Linked DNA regions of Mus musculus: region 2 is linked to region 1. A link is a contact called in ENCODE Hi-C or POLR2A ChIA-PET data. All regions are on one chromosome and are shown on one strand. Each heading gives the region's core, a stretch centred on a gene start or an enhancer-like site at or near the end of the contact. The rest is flanking DNA. Distances are from core to core; before and after follow the strand shown.

Region 1 (4,082 bases), core at 543-3,042:
TGCAAAACCGTATCATGAAGAACACTGATTGATGATGGCACCTCAGACCGCCCTTACAGCCATGCCCTAGTGGCTAGAATTGACTGCTATCCCCCAAAAGAGACAGCTGCCACAGGCTAGAAGAAAATTGCCAAGCAATCCAAGATAAAGTCCTCTGTGAAAGTTTATAACTATAACCACCTCATGCCCACAAGGGAGTCTGGATATCCCCTTGGGCAAAACTGTTGTCAACAAGGATGCATTCAGAGACCCAGCTTTGAAACACAAGGCCAGGCAGGAAGCCAATGTCAAGTGTGAGGAGTGATACAAGACAGGGAAGTGCAAGTGGGTTTTCCAGAGGCTTCACTTTTAGGTATGTTTTTGTTTTGGTCATTAAAAATTAAGAAAAAAAGTTACTAACAACTTAAACTTTTCTTAAGCACTTTCCCCACCTCATTCCCCAGCACTTTTGTGGGACTCCAGCACTTCTGTGCTAAAGTCACTTTAGTCCCCATCCATTCTCAGACACATAATAATAAAAATGGCAGATACTTTCATAATGTGCTTCAGTTAGTCCTAGGGAATTTTGTGACTTTAATGTCCAATGACTCAATTAGCACTCACAATAACCCTAACAAATAGATTCTATTATATAATCATCCTCCTTTGAGATATGCAAACTGAACAGAGAATAAGCAGTTCCTCCAGGATGCTGCCATTTATAACTGCTCCATTTAACACCCCCCCCACACACACAGAGGTTTCATATCATATATATTTTGATTCATAATAGCAGCAAACTGCAGTTATTAAGTAGCAACCAAATTATGGTCATGGGCCACCACAACATGAGTAATTCTGATCTTAACCTGTTATCTTGTCCTCAATCTTATCAGTAAGTAGGAGTTATCTTGTTTATTTGTAAATGATCTTTACCACCCTTAGAAGGTAAGACAGGATAGGAAGACAAATTAATGTGAATTCTAATTTTGCACAGAAAGCACAAGAACATGGAAGTAATATTTAAGTCTTGCAGGAGAATAATATTCTGAGCCTGAAAGAAATGAGAGCTCCTTCTAACTACTACACTAAATTTGTATGCACACACACAACACCTGTTCATTATATGTAATATTTATATTATTTTCTTCCCCTCATCTTGTTCCAACGTGGGTCTTAAACATGGAGAACACCAGCTGCAGAACCAACCAGAGTACACGTTATAACCATCCCCTTCTCCAATGTAAACCTATTTTGGAGGTCAAGCCCTAACAGACAAACACGAAAATGTATATATATAAGGCTGTTGACGTGACGTGAAAGATTTATGTGACGGGGCCGGAGTGGAGTGGGAGAGAAGAGGGCCTCTAGGTTTACCTATATGTAGTTTTACACCTAATATTTATGCAGTGCCACTAGAAGATGGGTTTGGCTCGTCTGCATTTTAAGCTTCGCCACCCGAGCAGCGCGCTCGTCTCAGTGACTTCTCGTGGAGGCTGTAGGTAGGAGGACACTGCCTCGGATACAGGAACTAGGTTTGAAAACCCAGCCTAAAGCCCTGGGTCACCCTTCCCGCAACCCGGGCACCTTTTCCTTCTCCGCATAGCTGAGGGGCTTCCCGGAAAGCTCTTCCATCGGGTTGGAAGCCGAACGCAAGGAGCAGCCGTCTCCAGCCTCGGGCCTGTGGTCACGGGGACCCAGCCAGGGCTTCCTAGGGCCAAGAGGAACCCCTGGGAAGAACGGGGACCTAGTTCACCCCCACTATGTTCCTGCCGAGCCACACAGGTTCCGCGCGCTAGCCGCTCTGGCCAATTAAAACCTCTGTTCGCTCTGCGCACGCGCAGCTGGAGACTGCCGAGCGATCGAGCAGGCTTGACTAGAGGAGAGTCGAATGAGAGTCCAGGGCGGGGATAGCGGAAGTGGCCGATCAACCGGAAGTAGCTGGAATCACCGTCTGCCTGAGCTACTGACAGGATCCTGAGGTTCAGAGAGGGGGAAGCCATGGAGTTGGGCGAACTGCTGTACAACAAGTCGGAGTACATCGAGACGGTGCGCGTGTGGCGACCCTGCCGCCGCTGGCAGTCACGGGACCCTCGAGGACTGGACGGTCGCCCCTCCCGTCCCGGCTGCACTGGTTCCCGTTCCCTCAGTCCCTTCCTTGGATGACTTAGAGATGCTTCGTGTTTCATCTGATTGTTATTTAGTCGGTGCATGCATGCATTAGGCTCTCTTCTCCTTCATCTCGTGTGTGTGGGTGTGCTGTGTAGCGGGGGAGGAAAGTGTGGATGTGGGAGAGTTTCTATGCATATATATCTATGTGTGTGCATATACACACGCCTGAGTTTCCTGTTAAATAATGTCTTCCAGAGGAATACACAGTACAGCCTATTCATTCTGTATATAAATTACATTTTCAGACTCCGGGCCCTTTTTAAAAATAATATTTCACAGTCTGCTTACGTGCTAAGACGTTATTGTTTCTATTCGTCAACTCATAATACAACATATGTAAACTGCCCCCGTTAGGGTTACTATCATTATTTTTTCTGTGTGTCTGTGATCATGGAAAAGTAATTTTCCTCACTGAAGGCTATGAAACCGTAATATGGAAGTGGGGTCTGAATGCACATCAGTCATTAGACCGCTCATTAGATACCGATCCTGAATTCATTTCTTGAGCTCTCAGTTCCTGATCTACCCTTGCTCTTTTGATAGATTGGATTCAGTTCCTGAGTGCTCTTATCACGGAGCCGTGCCCACAGCCTTCCCCCCCCCCCCCCAGTGCATTCCTTCTCCAGTTTGTTTTTGTTTGTTTGTTTGGTGATGGAGTCTCACTTCATAGTTTAGTCTAACCCCAAATTCACAGTCACCCCACCCAGAGCTGGGACAGTAGGGGTGCAGTATACATTCAGGCCTCATTCATTTTTAGACTGCCCTTCATTTGAAGTAATTTTCTCCTCAATGTGAGCTTTCATGATGGAAACTGTAGTCCAGAAATCCTCTGTTTTTTCACTCCAGATTTCTGTTTGCTTTTAGGCATCTGGGAACAAAGTTAGTCGCCAGTCTGTTTTGTGTGGAAGCCAGAACATCGTCCTCAATGGCAAGGTAAAGGGCACAGGCAGCTTCAGGAGGTTACCCTTATGCCTTCAGCTAGTCACTGTATCAGCAGGGTATATGGGATAGTGCTGTCTCCAATTTGTCATTTCCAGTTCTCTCTCTTTGTTTTTGTTTTTTTAAACATTTATTTATTTTATGTATATATGAACACATTGTCACTGTCTTCAGACACACCAGAAGAGGGCATTAGATCCCATTACAGATGGTTTTGAGCCACCATGTGGTTGCTGGGAATTGAACTCAGACCTCTGAAAGAGCAGCCAGTGCTCTTAACCGCTGAGCCATCTCTCTAACCCCTCTTTCTTTGTTTTCATTTTTTTCTCCAAATTAGATTTATTGAATGCACAAAGACGATCAGGGAGGAGAAGCCAAAAAAATTAGAGAGCGGCCCATTAGATGGGGAATAAAGAAGCTTTAAGGAAGAGGGTGGGGAGGGCAGTAACACGTGAAATATAACAGGAGAGAGCACAGGAGACACAGGGCAGCTAGACAGAGGGAGAAGAGAGGGGAGGAATTTCTTCTAAACAGAACGTGAACACTTCTGTCATTTTCTTCAGTATTTTATTTAAATAGGATTTACATTGCATTAAATATTATGAGTAAGAACATGGTGGTGGTGGAGGGAAGGGCCAGAAATCTTTTATGTCTGAACAGAATGCAGTGGCAGATTGTTCTCTGTGCTGTATTGTGCCTAGGACTACTAGACACAAAACTCATGAAGAGGCAGTATCTTAAGTACTTTAAAACAGAATTCAGGGACATGGACTTAACTGGTATTTTTTACACGTGTTTTGCTTTATAGACCATTATAATGAATGACTGTATCATCCGAGGAGACCTGGCAAATGTAAGAGTTGGACGTCACTGTGTCGTGAAAAGCCGTAGTGTCATAAGGCCACCGTTCAAAAAATTCAGCAAAGGGTATGTGACTTAATTACCTGTTTGCAATCCTAGGCTCCATCCTGTTCTGGTGATGTTGCCCATGA
Region 2 (4,082 bases), core at 548-3,047, 53 kb after region 1:
TAGGCTTTTATGTGGGTGCTGGGGGTTCAAGCTCGGGTAATCATGACAGAGTGGCAAAGAAAAGACCTTCCCTGATCCATACAGCCTCCCTCTGGGATGGGAACTATAAGTATCCCCATTGCACAGGTCAGGGAGACTGAGGCACAGGGCAGTCAGGAATGGCACAAATGGGATATAGAGTCTCCTCCAAGGTCTGCTTTCCTTCTCCTTAGTCAAACGTGGGCCTGTTTTTGGAGGACCCTTTCTGCCTCCCCAGACTGGCTCAGCTGCTTTTGGTGCCAAGCTCTGTAGTCCCCCTGATGGATGCAGGAAGGAGGCTTGGAGCTACCTTACATCTGGCCCTACTGGGCACGCTTAACAGCTCTGGCCCTCCTTGAGCAAACAGGGTGAGGCTGAGCTCAGGGCAGGAACCCTAAGATCCGGGTGGCCCAGCCGCACCCCTGCCAGGGCCACATCCTGCTTCAGGACCCTCGGGTCTTGGGTGTAGCCAGTGGTATTTGCTGGAGAGTCAGGAGCCCACCAGCTATCCTCTCTCTTTTGGGCCTCAGTCTTTCCATCTGCAGCTTGACAGAGAGATGGGTCAGAAAAAAGGCTGCCTGCTGATCAGCTGTCCCAAAAAGAATTTTGTTTGGTCTTTATAGTGCTTAAAGCATTGCTTTTAATTATCTTTGTGTTGTTGCTGTTGTTGTTTTGTGAGACAAGGCCTTCTGATGTAGCTCTGCTGCTGGCTATGTAGAGCAGGCTGGCTTTGAAGTGTTAGCAATTCTCCTGCCTCTGCCTCCAGAGTTTTGGGATTAGCAAATATAATAATATGTCCAATATTAACAGCTCTTTTTTTAAACCCTAACTTTTTATTTTTATATATTTTTATTTTTTGAGATAGAGTTTCTCTATGTAGTCCTGGATGTCCTGGAATTTGTTACAATAGACCAGGCTGGCCGCAAACTCATAGCTATCTGAAATGCCTCTGCCTCCCAAGGTCTGGGATTAATTAAAGGCTGAAATTTTTATTTTTTAAAAATTTTATTTTTAAAATTCATATTTTCTAGGTTTTCCAGCAATGTTGGATCTGGCTACATCAAACTCCCATTATTTATTGGCAGCTATGATTATTCAGGCAACTAGCCTGAGTTAGAGAGAGCTCACGGGGTCTAATCCTAAGCTGTCCCTTTAGCTGGAGGTGAGGGGCAAAGAAGGTGAAGAGACTTCAGGTGGAGTGGACACTTAGAGCCCAGGCTGGGCAGAGAGAACGCTTCACCTCCAGCAGGCAGGTCGGAGCAGATTTCTAAGCGTAGGGAAGAGCGGTCCAGACACACACAAAGGGAAGCAGCATCACAAAGAGCCAGGGACTGAACCATGGGTTCACAGCCAGTTTCTCAGCAGAAGCCCCTAAGCGGACCATCCTTTCCAAGAAAACTGGATCCTCAACCGGCTTTAGAGGCCTGACTTCATGTCTACTGTCTCCTCCCCACGTGACCCTCCCCCCTTTCCCTGTTGCAGAAGAGGCTGGGCAGGTACATCTCCCCAGCCAGGTTTATGAGGGGTTCACTCACTAGGGGTCCTTTTGGGAGAACTGAGCCCAAGGGAAAGACCGGCTACACCTCCAGCCCCCCCTGGCCCTGCGCTCACCTGTGGACCGAGTTTCCCCAGCAACGTCACAAGCTGCAGCAGGAACCCGAGAGGAGACCACAGTTGAAATCTCTGGACTGGTCTCGCCATAGTCTGGGCAACCACAAAGTCTCCATCCAGCTCCCTCAGTGCCTCAGGCAATAGCGGAGCTCTCTCCACGGGAGACTCCGCCCCCGCCCCCCCGCCCCCCCCCCCCACCTCCCGAGCCAGCTGGCCGAGCAGTCATAGGTGAAACCTCACCCTGTGGTGGACCCCGCCCTTTCCATCGCACCCACGTTTCACCCAGTCCCCTCCACCTTGGCACCAAATGTGGACAGTTTGAGTTTTCCTGGGAGGTATTTTTACCAACTGAGGCTGACGCTAGAGAACGTGCCTAGGTCTGTGCTGATTCCTTTTTTTTTTTTTTAAATCTTTATTTTAAAAAAGATCTATCTACCTTATTTTATGGTGCGTTTTGCTTGCATGTATCTCTGTGTCTGACGTGTGTACTTGATGCCCAGGGAGGTCAGAAAATGGTGTTGGATCCCCCACGAACTGGAGTTAGGGATGACCGTGAAGCACTACTATGTAGGTACTGGGACTAGAACCCAGGTACCATGCAAGAACAAGTGCTCTTAACGCTGAGCCATCTCCCCTGCCTCAGGGCAAGACTCAGGCCCAGAGCTGGGACTAAAATTCAAACATCTTACCTCAATGCTTGTGCTCTTTATTATTTTATTAATTCTTCACATGACATGTGGAGATGTTAGCGCTGTTATCTCCGAAACCCAAAACACTGTGGCCCCAGTCCTGCTCCAGACTGCTGTATACCATATCCTTCAAACTCCTTTTCCTCTTACCCGCAGCTACAATACCACGCATCTTCACCTTCCTTCCCCAAATTTCAGGGGACAGATCTTTTCACTTACAGTCCCTTTGGCCTCCCCTGAGATAATAACCATATATATGTATGTATGTATATAATATACACACATATGTGTATGTATGTATATACACATATAATATGTGTATGTATATATGTATGTATGTATACACACACACACACACACATATATATATATATATATATATATATATAAAACTTCAGTTATATATTTTGTCATGCAAGCATTAGAATCTGAGCTCCAATCCCCAGCACCTATGTAGAAAAGACAGTGGGCCCCTGTTAACCCATCTGGTGATCTGTGAGACACCTTGTGGAGAAGTGATCATGGAACACACCTTGACATTGACTTCTAGCCTCTACATGCATGCACAAGCACATGACAAGTCCACATACACACATGAACACACTTACACATACTGCACAGCATAGACACATAAATGAAAGCCATCTTAGATGTCACACGAGACCTGGAAGCTTGTGAGCACACTAACCTGGTACATGCAGCTGGGAAGACAACAGAAAGATCCTATCTGAAATGAAGTAGAAGGCAAGGTCCCAGCCAATGTCCCCTGAAATGATCGTGGTATCATTGGGTCACAGCTTTTGTCCTCAATGTCTCTGTTGCGTGGATCTTCTTTCCCTTCCTGTCTTTCTCCTTTCCCTGTCACTGTCTCTATCTTTGTCTCTGTAGTTACCTACCTACCTATCTATTGTTTATCCATCATCTACCTATCTCTTCCTTAACCTGTTGAAGGTTACTCTAACAGAATGTCACAAACTAAGTATCACAGTTATTGTCCTATTACTGTAAAGAGACATAATGACTGTCTTACTTAGGGTTTCTGTGGTTCTGATGAAACACCATGACCAAAAGCAAGCTGGGGAGGAAAGGGTTTATGTGGCCTATGCTTCCATATTGCTGTTCGTCATCAAAGAAAGTCAGAGAGGAACTTAAGCAGGGAAGGAACCTGGAGGCAGGAGTGGATGCAGAGGCCATGGAGGGAGGCTGCTGACTGGTTTGCTCTCATGGCTTTGCTTGGCTGCTTTCTTATAGAACCCAAAACCACCAGCCCAGGGATGGCACCACCCTGCCCTATCAATCACTAATTAAGAAAATGCCCTACAGGCTTTCCTACAGCCTGATCTCATGGAGCCATTGTTTGTTTGTTTGTTTGTTTGTTTGTTTATATTTATTTATTTAATGTATGTGCGTATACTGTCCCTGTCTTCAGACACACCAGAAGAGGACATCAGATCTCATTACAGATGGTTGTGAGCCACCATGTGGTTGCTGGGAATTGAACTCTGGACCTCTGGAAGAGCAGCCAGTTCTCTTTAACTGCTGAACCATCTCTCCAGCCTGAGCCATTTTCCTAACTGAGGTTCCCTTCTCTGAGGTGATTTTTAGCTTGTGTCAGGTTGATAGTGATGAAACTATCCAGCACAATGACCAAAGCGATTCTTATAAAAGAAAGGATTCAATTGTAATTACTTACAGTGTTAGAGGGTGGTCCCATGATCATCATGGCAGAAAGCAAACAGGCATAGTGCTGAAGCTAAGAGCTTT

Evidence for each region. A loop is a pair of places that touch in the nucleus more often than their neighbours do. ChIA-PET counts read pairs that join two places held with the same protein, here RNA polymerase II (POLR2A).
Region 2: POLR2A ChIA-PET joins it to region 1 with 10 read pairs in embryonic stem cell. The contact joins the promoter of Ern2 here to the promoter of Palb2 in region 1. A Hi-C loop is called at or near these places in 1 of 37 maps with a recorded cell type or tissue (heart). POLR2A ChIA-PET finds 5 or more read pairs at or near these places in 3 of 5 experiments (all embryonic stem cell).

The regions. Positions count from the first base shown.
Region 1 is chr7:122,131,154-122,135,235 of GRCm38, forward strand. Palb2 (partner and localizer of BRCA2) reads right to left here and starts at 1,793. Exons shown (of 13, transcript NM_001081238.2): 1 at 1,567-1,793. The coding sequence starts at 1,614. Dctn5 (dynactin 5) reads left to right here and starts at 1,888. Exons shown (of 6, transcript NM_021608.3): 1 at 1,888-2,028; 2 at 3,016-3,084; 3 at 3,899-4,017. The coding sequence starts at 1,981.
Region 2 is chr7:122,184,434-122,188,515 of GRCm38, forward strand. Ern2 (endoplasmic reticulum (ER) to nucleus signalling 2) reads right to left here and starts at 1,798. Exons shown (of 22, transcript NM_012016.3): 1 at 1,630-1,798. The coding sequence starts at 1,719.